3 separate regions of the Homo sapiens genome follow, and all the other regions are linked to region 1. The links are chromatin contacts, found by Hi-C or POLR2A ChIA-PET in ENCODE. All regions are on one chromosome and are shown on one strand. Each heading gives the region's core, a stretch centred on a gene start or an enhancer-like site at or near the end of the contact. The rest is flanking DNA. Distances are from core to core; before and after follow the strand shown. Region 1 overlaps LOC124903529 (a long non-coding RNA gene). Region 2 has its middle 18 kb from the start of C15orf39. Region 3 holds the start of SCAMP5 (secretory carrier membrane protein 5).

Evidence for each region. Hi-C counts contacts between places; a loop is a spot of excess contacts on that map. ChIA-PET counts read pairs that join two places held with the same protein, here RNA polymerase II (POLR2A). Pooled maps may share reads with other maps.
Region 2: a pooled map shows a loop between it and region 1 (2.3-fold over the local background). The contact joins two enhancer-like sites. A Hi-C loop is called at or near these places in 24 of 168 maps with a recorded cell type or tissue (B cell, CD14-positive monocyte, Calu3 and 17 more), 36 of 37 single-sample maps with no recorded cell type and 19 of 50 pooled maps. POLR2A ChIA-PET finds 5 or more read pairs at or near these places in 27 of 52 experiments (A549, AG04449, AG04450 and 22 more).
Region 3: a loop to region 1 is called in a pooled map, with 2.7 times the contacts of the local background. The contact joins the promoter of SCAMP5 here to the enhancer-like site in region 1. A Hi-C loop is called at or near these places in 3 of 37 single-sample maps with no recorded cell type and 6 of 50 pooled maps. POLR2A ChIA-PET finds 5 or more read pairs at or near these places in 3 of 52 experiments (A673, WTC11 and activated T-cell).

Annotation. Positions count from the first base shown.
Region 1 is chr15:75,111,069-75,114,435 of GRCh38, forward strand. LOC124903529 (a long non-coding RNA gene) reads left to right here. Exons shown (of 2, transcript XR_007064720.1): 2 at 1-1,260. It also overlaps the pseudogene LOC100128721. Among named protein-coding and RNA genes, the nearest start is that of C15orf39, 89 kb to the right of the region's middle. RefSeq lists enhancers at 1,897-1,986, 2,017-2,066, 2,087-2,156. Within about 2 kb of position 1,388, at least 4 of the 41 ENCODE cell types and tissues checked have a DNase peak (open chromatin) inside an H3K27ac peak, as active enhancers do.
Region 2 is chr15:75,217,990-75,221,358 of GRCh38, forward strand. No RefSeq gene overlaps it. Among named protein-coding and RNA genes, the nearest start is that of C15orf39, 18 kb to the left of the region's middle. RefSeq lists enhancers at 655-704, 1,515-1,704, 1,785-1,844. Within about 2 kb of position 1,587, at least 2 of the 41 ENCODE cell types and tissues checked have a DNase peak (open chromatin) inside an H3K27ac peak, as active enhancers do.
Region 3 is chr15:74,994,069-74,997,090 of GRCh38, forward strand. SCAMP5 (secretory carrier membrane protein 5) reads left to right here and starts at 1,495. Exons shown (of 7, transcript NM_138967.4): 1 at 1,495-1,605.

The DNA of each region.
Region 1 (3,367 bases), core at 138-2,637:
TGTGGTAGGATCAGGGCTTAGTGAGTGATCAGGATGAGAGCTCAGTCTGTGACGAGATCATGGGCTCAAGCCTATAGCTCACATTAAGGATCCCCTCCGGGTGGGGCTCAGAGCCAGGGACATTGTGGAAAGTGTCTGAAGGCAAGGTGGGGTCAGCTGGGAGAGAGGGGAGAAGTGGAAGCATGAAGGCCAAGAGGTCCCTGGGCCTGAGGCCAGCTGTGTGAAAACAGAAAAGAGAGTCAGGACTCCAGCTCTGCCACTCACTGGCTGTGTGATTTTGGAGAGTTACTTCCCTTTTTGAGGTCTATGTTGTCTTGTGCGTAAAATGGGAATATTAGGCCGGGCACAGTGACTCACACCTGTAATCCCAGCACTTTGGGAGGCCGAGGCAGGCAGATCACGAAGTCAAGAGATTGAGACCATCCTGGCCAACATGGTGAAACCCCGTCTCTACTAAAAATATAAAAATTAAAGCCCAGGCGAGGTGGCTCACGCCTGTAATCCCAGCACTTCGGGAGGCCGAGGTGGGAGGATCACGAGGTCAGGAGATCAAGACCATCCTGGTTAACACGGTGAAACCCCATCTCTATTAAAAATACAAAAAATTAGCCTGGCATGGTGGTGGGCGCCTGTAGTCCCAGCTGCTGGGGAGGCTGAGACAGGAGAATGGTGTGAACCCAGGAGGCAGAGCTTGCAGTGAGCCAAGACTGCACCACTGTACTCCAACCTGGGCAACAGAGTGAGACTGTCTCAAAAAAGACAAAAAATGAGCTAGGCGTGGTGGCAAGCACCTGTAGTCCCAGCTACTTGGGAGGCTGAGGCAGGAGAATCACTTGAACCCGGGAAGCAGAGGTTGCAGTGAGCCAAGATCACGCCACTGCACTCCAGCCTGGCAACAGATCAAGACTCCGTCTCAAAAAAAAAAAAAGGGGGGGAATATTAGTTAGGTGCAGTGGCTTACAACGTTAATCCAGCACTTTGGGAGGCCAAGGCGGGAGGACAGATTGAGCCTAGGAGATTTGAGACCAGCCTGGGCAACACAGTAAGACCCTGTCTCTATAAAAAATTTAAAAGGTAGCTGGGCATGGTGGGGCCCGCCTGTAGTCCCAGCTACTTGGGCGGCTGAAGCAAGAGGATCGCTTGCGCCCAGTAATTCAAGGTTGCAATGAGCTACAATTGGGCTACTGGGCTCCATCCTGGGTGACAGAGTGCGACCTTGTCTCTGAAAAATAATAATAATAAAATTTTTAAAAGTGGGAATTTTGACTTCTGTTCTGCCTTTGAGATAGAGTCTTGCTCTGAGTCACCAACATGCAAGTTACTATTTCACAAAGCACCAAGAACCCTTATCAATACCTGCCTCCCAAGATTATTCACAGGAGTGAGAATGCACTTCATGAGACAGCAGAAAAAATGGGGAGGGGTTGTTTGCTCAATTTCCAAAGGAGAATTGCTTCAGACAGGAAAATCTCAAAAGGAAACAGCCTTACTGTTGTCATGGCTTCTCCTCACAGTTCTTCTGGTCAGTTTTTATTCCCCAAAATAATGTGTACAGAGTATTTACAGTCAGAGAATGCTAAAGGATTACAACAAAAATAACACGCTCTTTACCCCACGTCAGCCTGCTCGCCAAAAGCAGCCATTTCAACTTATTCAGTTGTTTCTTCTGGTTTTTACTCCCTAAATAAAGCATTGATTTCAATTCTGGTTATCTCCCAAGAGGTCCAATTTAGATGCTGTCTCTAGGGCTCCCTATTGTGACAGAGGAGGTTCACTTACACTCTTTCTCCTCTCCTTTCAATATCATACCACCACAACTCTTGGTTACATTCACAATCACTAAAAAGTGTTTATGGCTGAAACAACTAATATACTATCTTTTTCAATCTCCTTTCCCCCACAGAGTTAATCATTGTCTCATTTTTTTCACTTGCTTATTTTCTTTGACCCATGATTAGATCTTCTGCAAAAGCCCAGTAAGATAATTCTCAATACTGATTTTCACTATCAGTTCCAGTTCCTTAATTTTTTTTTCCCTTGAGACACCCTTTCTGGAGCCCTCAGTTCTCCTGCCTCCATCTGAGCCAGAAGCTTTCCAGATCAGCAGCACAGTCGTCATCCAGAGGCTTCCCTTTGCCAACATTCTGCAACGTCATTTCTTCTCTTTCCTCTATGGATCTCTGATTTTTCTGGGTTCCATTTCTTCTTTCTTGGTTTATGCCCTTTTAGGGTGGAGCACATCCTCCAGTTCCTTCCTGAGGAAGTTTTCACGGAAGACAATTTTTTTTTTTGTCTGAAAATGTCTTATTTTCTACCCTCACACTGGGTTGATACTTTGGCTGGGTATATAATGATTTTCCCTCAGCAACTTTAAGGCATTGTTTCATAAACTTCTAGTTTCTAATATTGCTGTTGAGAGGTCTAATACTGATCTGGCTCAGATTCTCTCTCTCTCTCTTTTTTCCTTTTTTTTTTTTTTTTTGAGATAAGAGTCTTGCTCTCTTGCCCAGGCTGGAGTGCAGTGGCACGATCTCGGCTTACCTCCACCTCCCAGGTTCAAGGGACTTTTGTGCCTCAGCCTCCCAGGGAGCTGGGACTAGCACCACCACACCCAGATAATTTTTGTAATATTCTTCCCCTGAGATGGAGTCTTGCTCTGTCACCCAGGCTGGAGTGCAGTGGTGTGATCTCGGCTCACTGCAACCTCCACCTCCCGGGTTCAAGCAATTCTCCTGCCTCAGCCTCTCGAGTAGCTGGGATTACAGGTATGAGCCACTATGCTACCCATTTTTTTTTTTTTTTTTGAGACAGGGTCTCACTCTGTCGCCCAGGCTGGACTGCAGTGGCACAATCACAGCCCACTGCAGCCTTGACTTCCCAGGATCAAGCAATCCTCCCACTTCAGCCTCCCGAGTAGGTGGGACTACAGGTGTATGCCACCACCCTTGTCTAATTTTTTTAGTTTTTTGTAGAGCTGGGCCTCACCATGTTGCCCAGGCTGTTCTTGAACTCCTGGGCTCAACAATCCTCCCACCTTCGCCTCCCCAAATGCTGGGATAACAGGCATGAGCCACGGGGCCCAGCCAATCTTTAAGTTCTTTAAACAAATGTTTCAGTTTTCAGAGTATATGTTTTGCCTTTCTTTAAAAAAAATTTATTTCTGGAAGATCTGGGGCTCCGAATCCAGCTAGGATGGCTGTGGTTCCGCTACTGCTGTCTGGGGGTTTGTGGAACACCGTGGGAGCGTCCAATCTGGCTGTTACTCGCGGCTCTATGGTGAAGCTGCTCGAAATGCACTACAGTGTCCATCTGCAGTCACACGATGTGCTCTATGGGTCAGGTACTGGGCAGCAGTCAGTGACAAGTG
Region 2 (3,369 bases), core at 337-2,836, 110 kb after region 1:
TCGCTCTTGTAGCCCAGGCTACAGTGCAGTGGTGCAATATCGGCTCACTGCAACCTCCGCCTCCAGGGTTCAAGCAATTCTCATGCCTCAGCCACCCAAGTAGCTGGGATTATAGGCGTGCACCACCATGCCTGGCTAATTTTGTATTTTTAGTAGAGACAGGGTTTTACCAGGTTGGCCAGCCTAGTCTTGAACTCCTGATCTCAAGTAATTTACTCGCCTTGGCCTCTCAAAGTGCTGGGATTACAGGCGTGAGCACCGCTCCTGGCCCTGAGACTGGGTAATTTATAAAAGAAGTTTATTTGCCTCATAGTTCTGCAGGCTGTACAAGCATCTGCTAGGCTTCTGGTGAAGCGTCAGGAAGCTTTTACTCCTGGCGGGAGGCAAAGAGGGAGCAGACGTGTCGCATGGTGAGAGAGGGAGCAAGAGAGAGGAGGCATCAGGCTCTCCTGTGAACTAATAGAAAACTCACTCATTGAATCACTTGAACCCAGGAGGTGGAGGTTGCAGTGAGCCAAGATCGCGCTACTGCACTCCAGCCTGGGCTGTGAGTGAGACTCTGTCTCAAAAAAAAAGGAAGGAAAGAAAGAGAAAAAAAAATTAGAAATTAGAAAACTCACTCATTACCATGGGGAGGGCACTAAGCCATTCATGAGGGATCCCCCACCATGACCCAAACACCTCACACTATAGGCCCCACCTCCAGCACTGGGGATCACATTTCAACACGAGATGTGGATGGGACAAGTATCCACACTATGTCAGAGGCCTCCCTGTCATCAGAGTCTTCTGTCCTCGGTTCAGGTGCATGCTGGCTTCCATGCCTGGCTTCCTAGGAAGTCATCTTGGCCCCATGGGGTTGGGCCGGGCCACTAGGCTGAGGGTTGGAGCCCTATCTCTCCTAGTCCCAGCCTGGGTCTCCATCACTGACTAGCCCGCTCTGCTTGCTGCATTCTCTCCACACCTGTTCCCTGTAGCCCAGGGGTCAGTCTGGGTGCAGGCCTGGGTAGAGGTCCAGGAGCAGATTCTGCCCCCCAGCTCATACCTCCTGTGCACCATGGCAGCCAAAATGCACCAGCATGACCAGGAGTGCTGGCTTGTCCCTGTAATCCCAGTGTTTTTGGGAGGCTGAGGTGGAAAGATCACTTGAGACCAGCCTAGGCAACATAGCCAGACCCTGTCTCTACAAAAAATAAAATTAGGCATGGTGGCGTGTGCCTGTAGTCCCAGTATAGCAGGACAAGCCGCAGACAAAACTTCGTAGACACCGAGTTGTAGAAGAAGGGCTTTATTCAGCTGGGAGCATCGGCAAGCTACTGCCTTAAAATCCGAGCTGAGTGCACAATTTTTGTCCCTTTTAAGGCCTCACAACACTAAAGATTTCACATGAAAGGGTCGTGATTGATTTGAGCAAGCAAGGGGTACGTGACAGGGGCTGTATGCACCGGTGGTCAGAGTGAAACAGAACAGAGCAGGGAGTTTCACAATGTTCTTCCATACAATGCCTGAAATCTATGGGTAACATCGGGTTCTAAGTCATGAGTTGATTTTTAACTACTAGGTTTAGGCCAGGCAGGCCCAGGCCTGGCTTTGGGCCTGGCGCTGGGCTGCCTGTCTTTGATTTCACTTCCTTGTTTTTTTCTTAAAACAGGTACTGAGTATAAAACAATATGAGAGAGCCTCTCTCTTCCCTCACCAGCTACTCAGGAGGCTGAGGTGGGAAGATTGCATGAACCCAGGAGGTCAGGGCTGCAGTGAGCTATGATTGTGCCACCACATTCCAGCCTGGGCAACAGAGCAAGACCCTGTCTCTAAAACAAGAAACAAAGTGCACCAGTGTGTGGATTCCAGCTTCTCCTGGTGTGTGGACATGACCTCACTCGGCCCCATCAGTGAGTGGGAGGCTGCCTGCTGTCTTCCAGAACGTTCTCATCACTACACCTGTGTTCCTCCTGCATTCTCTGGCAGGCTTTGTGAGGGGACCTGTCACCTACCTCTCTGGCTGCCCTAAGGCCCAGCTCAAACCTTCCCTGCCCCTGAGAACCTTTTCCTGAAGAGTCTTTTCCCCACTGGCAGGCCTTCTTATTTCAGAGCTTTTGGTAGGGTGAGTAAAAGGATCGACTCTCTGCTACCAGCCTGGGAGGAATTGTCCCTAGGGTTGGGTCTCTGGATGGCATATGAGGGTCTAGACCAGGACCCAGATGACTGTAACCTGAAGGGCAGGACCTCAGCTGCCCCAGCTTGACACAGCCCCTTGTCCAGCCTGACCTTCTGGGACAGGCCCGACCCCTGCATCCTTTGGTCTTGGTCCCTACTGGGAACTCTGGTTACCCTGGCTTACCTACTTTGACTCCAAAGGCAATGCTGACATCCCCCGTGAGACACAGTGACAGACTGAGACTAACGTAGGGTTACCTGGCTCAGAGTCACCATGGCCAGGCAGAGGTCAGGTCCTGGCCTGGTTCAAGATCTTCCCCAATGCCCTTCTAGCTCTGGTGCCCTGCAGGGTCTACCTTGGAGCACCTGGAGCCCGAGAAGCTGCCCCTCACCTTTGAGATCCCAGGGACCCCCTCCCTGATCATGATGAAGGCGGAACCAAACCCGCTGAGGTGCCTGAAGGAGGAAGGGTCAGCCTCTGCCTCCCACGGCCTCTCTGATGGGGAGGATGTTATCGCAGCAGCGTGAGCTGGGAGCGGAATCGGGAGGATAGGGGTTTTCTCTATGGGTAGCTCTGGGCTCCAGGGTGGAGCCCTTTTAACCTGGCCCCTCCCCTGTGACTCTCCTTGGCCCCAAGCAAAGAAAGCAGCTTGCCCGAGGTCACCTGACAGGTAGGAACAGAGTGGGACCTGGGTTCTTTCTCACCCAGCTGCAGCTCCCCCGGCTTGCCCCACAGCCCCTTCCACCAGGTGACACAGAACCTGGCAGGCTGTGCCCCATAGAAGAGTTCACTTTCCTTCTGGTGAGGGATGGGAACCACCTTGGGGCGGGAGGGATGAGGGGTCTGGGGGCTCTCCCAGCCCTGCCTCACATTTGAAGGATGGCATCTGGGTGGCAGCATGGTTTAGGCTACACAGGGCGGCCCCGAGGTTTATAGCCTGGCCTCGGGCGGATGCTGCCATGCCACCTTCTCTTTTGCACATCCTGACCTGGCACCCTACCTAGTTAAAGGTCCTCAGGTCTCCTGGGCATTGCCCCCACTCCCTGCCCAGACACAGCTGTCCTTGTCCTGGACTAATCTTCAGAGATTCTTGTCCAGCCCACAGCTTTGCTGGACATCGCAGGCTGGGCCAGGTCCCCTGCCCAGCACTAACATCTCTTTGTGAGTCTCAACCAGACTGAGCTGTAGCGTCAGGGTCAGGGTAGGCTCTG
Region 3 (3,022 bases), core at 245-2,744, 120 kb before region 1:
TGTGAACCCCTATATCTTTCCTGAGGCCCACATGGACTCCCAACATTTTCCCTGTAGCAGCCACACTTGATAACTTCGACAGGTTCCCAGTTGTCATCTCATTGGCTGCTCTCCACAGCTCTGTAAATCAGCCTTGGCTTGCATTATAGCAGGGAGAGACAGCATGTGGGTCAACCAGGGACAGGACTGACACAGAACCCAGTTGTCCTGCCCCGAAGCCCAGGACCCTTCCTTCCTGGTTGGCCTGGTGGCAGGATGATGCTTCCTGCTCAGCCCTTCCCAGGCACCGAGGCTCTCTCCCTCCTTTTCCCCTCTGCCACACTAGTTCTTGTCTGCCTTTTTTCACTGCCACCCCCTTTTCATGCCAGCTGTGGGAGTGAGGCCCCACTCCTGGCAGGATGGAGCCAGACAATGGGCCCTTATTCTAGGCAAAGAATCCCTGCAGTGTCTCCCACCCACTGAGGCCCCCTTCCAGGCCTAGGATGGTGTGGGTGGGGGGTGGAGGGTGGGTGTATGGTGTAGGGGAAGGAGCAATTGGCTGGCAGGACAGACAGTGGCCCTGGCCCTGCCTGTAGAGATCCCACGGAGGTTTACTATGTAAACACCAATCACAATAAAATCCTGTCTTCACTCCCAGCCCATCTCTCCAAGTGGGTCTCTCTCAACCCTCCAAAGCTCTGGGTTTTTAAACATTTACCCTTGCCTCTACTCTCTCTTGGTATTCATCTCTGCATATCACTGTCTCTTTCATTCCTTTTTCTGAGTCTCTTTCTTTTTCTAAGCCTCTCCTCTCTCTCTCTCTCTCTCTCTGCTCCTTTGCGTAATTTGTCTCTATTTCTTGCCTCTTTCTTGCTTCATTATGCTCCCTTACCTATCTTATCTTTCCATGTCTTTTTTCTCTCCAGGCCTTGAGCTCTCATCTCAGTCTCTCTCTCCGTGTGTCTCTGTCTCTGTTTGCAGCTCTTCTTTCTCGTCCTCCTATGTCGTCTTTCCGTGGATCTGTGTCCTTGCCTCTCTGAATATCATCTCCGATCTTCCGTCCTCTGTTCTCTCTTTCCCCCTGCGCCTGCAGATCTGAAGGACCTTCCGCAGTCACCACACTCTCCTGCTTTCAGCTCTTTCTCACTCCTTTCTGGCACGTCCCAGAGGCTCCTGGCATAGGTATAGGAGGTTATTCTCCCCAGTTTACAGATATGGAAGCTGAGGCTCTGGCTGCTGGTGCCAGGCTCCCATCTCTGGGTCTCTTCCTTCCACCTACACGCCAGGCTCTTGTCCCTGAGGTGCCCGTCAACCACCTGATCCGGCCGGGGCCCGGGAACTAGCACCTCGGACAGCTCCTGGAAGATGCCGGGGCGGCCGGGTCGTCCTTCTCGCGAGCTCAGGAGGAGCAGCCTTAGGAGCAGAGCGGAAGTCTCGCGAGAGTGACTGCTGCAGGCAGTGGCGGCGCGGGCGCGCGCAGAGACGGCCTCGGGCGCGCGCGCGCGCGCGCGCGCTCCCCGCCCCCAGCCCCGGAGCGGCTCGCGGCCGGCTCCGCGCCGCATCGCTCGGGTGCAGCGCAGCTCAGCGCAGCGCTGCGGCCTTTCGGCAGCCGAACGGCCGCGGCAGGTGAGTCTGGGCATGAAGGCTGGGAGGAGAGCTTTGAAGGGAAGCTGGGCGCGGGGCGAGAGGTGTGGGGGTCGCTGGCTGCAGCTTTGTTCCTCCTACACTTCACCTTTGGATGCAGGAAGAAGGCCGAACTGCTGGAGAGGTGGGAGTGGAGGTGACCTTTACTGTTTGGGGCTGGGGGAGAGCGCTCAGGGCGCACCCAGGCCCCCCGAGCCCCCCAAGCCCCCCCATTCCCATCTGTGGCTCCCGCAGAGGGAACTGGGCCTTTGGGTGACGTCAGACCCTGGATCTGGAGCCTGAGCTTTGGGCCCTCCATCCCCCCCGCCAGCCCCACCTGGCGTTCCCTGGAAACCGGCCTTCTGGAGATGGCGTGCGCAGCCGGGGATGGGGGCGACTGGAAGGGGGTGCCCGTGGCTTCCTTTGGGCCTTTCCTTCCAACTAGCGCCTGCAGGTGGACCCGGGTTGACTTCCCTCACCTCCCTCGGGCGGCCGACCTTTGGATGGCGGACCTCAGCCGCCCCAGGGTTGCGAGGCGACGGGCGCGCTGGCCCAGGCCACCAGGCGGGCTCCATCAGGGCTTTGGGTGGTGAGTTGGGGGCGCCGGATTTGGCTCATTTCAACGCTGGCCGGAGGTCACGAGGATGGAGGTGAGGTGTTTGTGAACCGATCCTTGTCCTCCGCCTCGGGGAGCTCCTGGTCTGTGGGTTGGGGGAACCAAGTAGAGACTCGGACTGAGCATTCACTGTCACAGGCGGCTTAAACAAGTAATGTCCCAGCTTCCCGATGGGGAGATCAGTGAGGGCCTGGCAGACTTTCCCAGGGACACAGAGAGAAAGGGAGGCGACAGCTAGCGAATAGGAGACTTCCAGAGGTGATGGGATTTGGGTGGGAGGAGAGGCAAGAGAGGGCATTCCAGGAGAATGTATGGGCAAAGGCACAGGGATGAAAACGAGCACAGCTGTTGGGGGCTGAGCCTGGGAGCTCAGCCATGTGACTGCCCATGGGGTGGTGGAGTCTGGAGAAATTTGCAACCTGTCCCCTACATGTTCTGCCTCACGGAGCAGGGCTCTGAAAGAGGGAGATGGTTCTTGCAGGGGCATGATTGGCAGAGAGATTTTGTTTGGGGCTACACAGGTCTTGCTAACTTAGGTTTGTTCTGGGCTTGGTGAGCCTTAGGGCAAAGTCTCTAGAGCTGAGAGGGGGCTGTCTCTGGTGAATGGGCCCCTGAAAGAGGGTCTTAGGTTTAGCAAACCCCTTGGAGAGTTAGTGGGGTCCCAGGAGGGGAGTTCTAGAGAGAGACCTTGGGCTCTGTGGCTGTTTCTTTAACCGTTTCCTGAGTGGCCACCTCCAAGCAAGTTCCCCAAGTCACCTCCCCTCTCTGGGCATCTCTTTCTAGCACCTTTCTCTAGAGATGAAA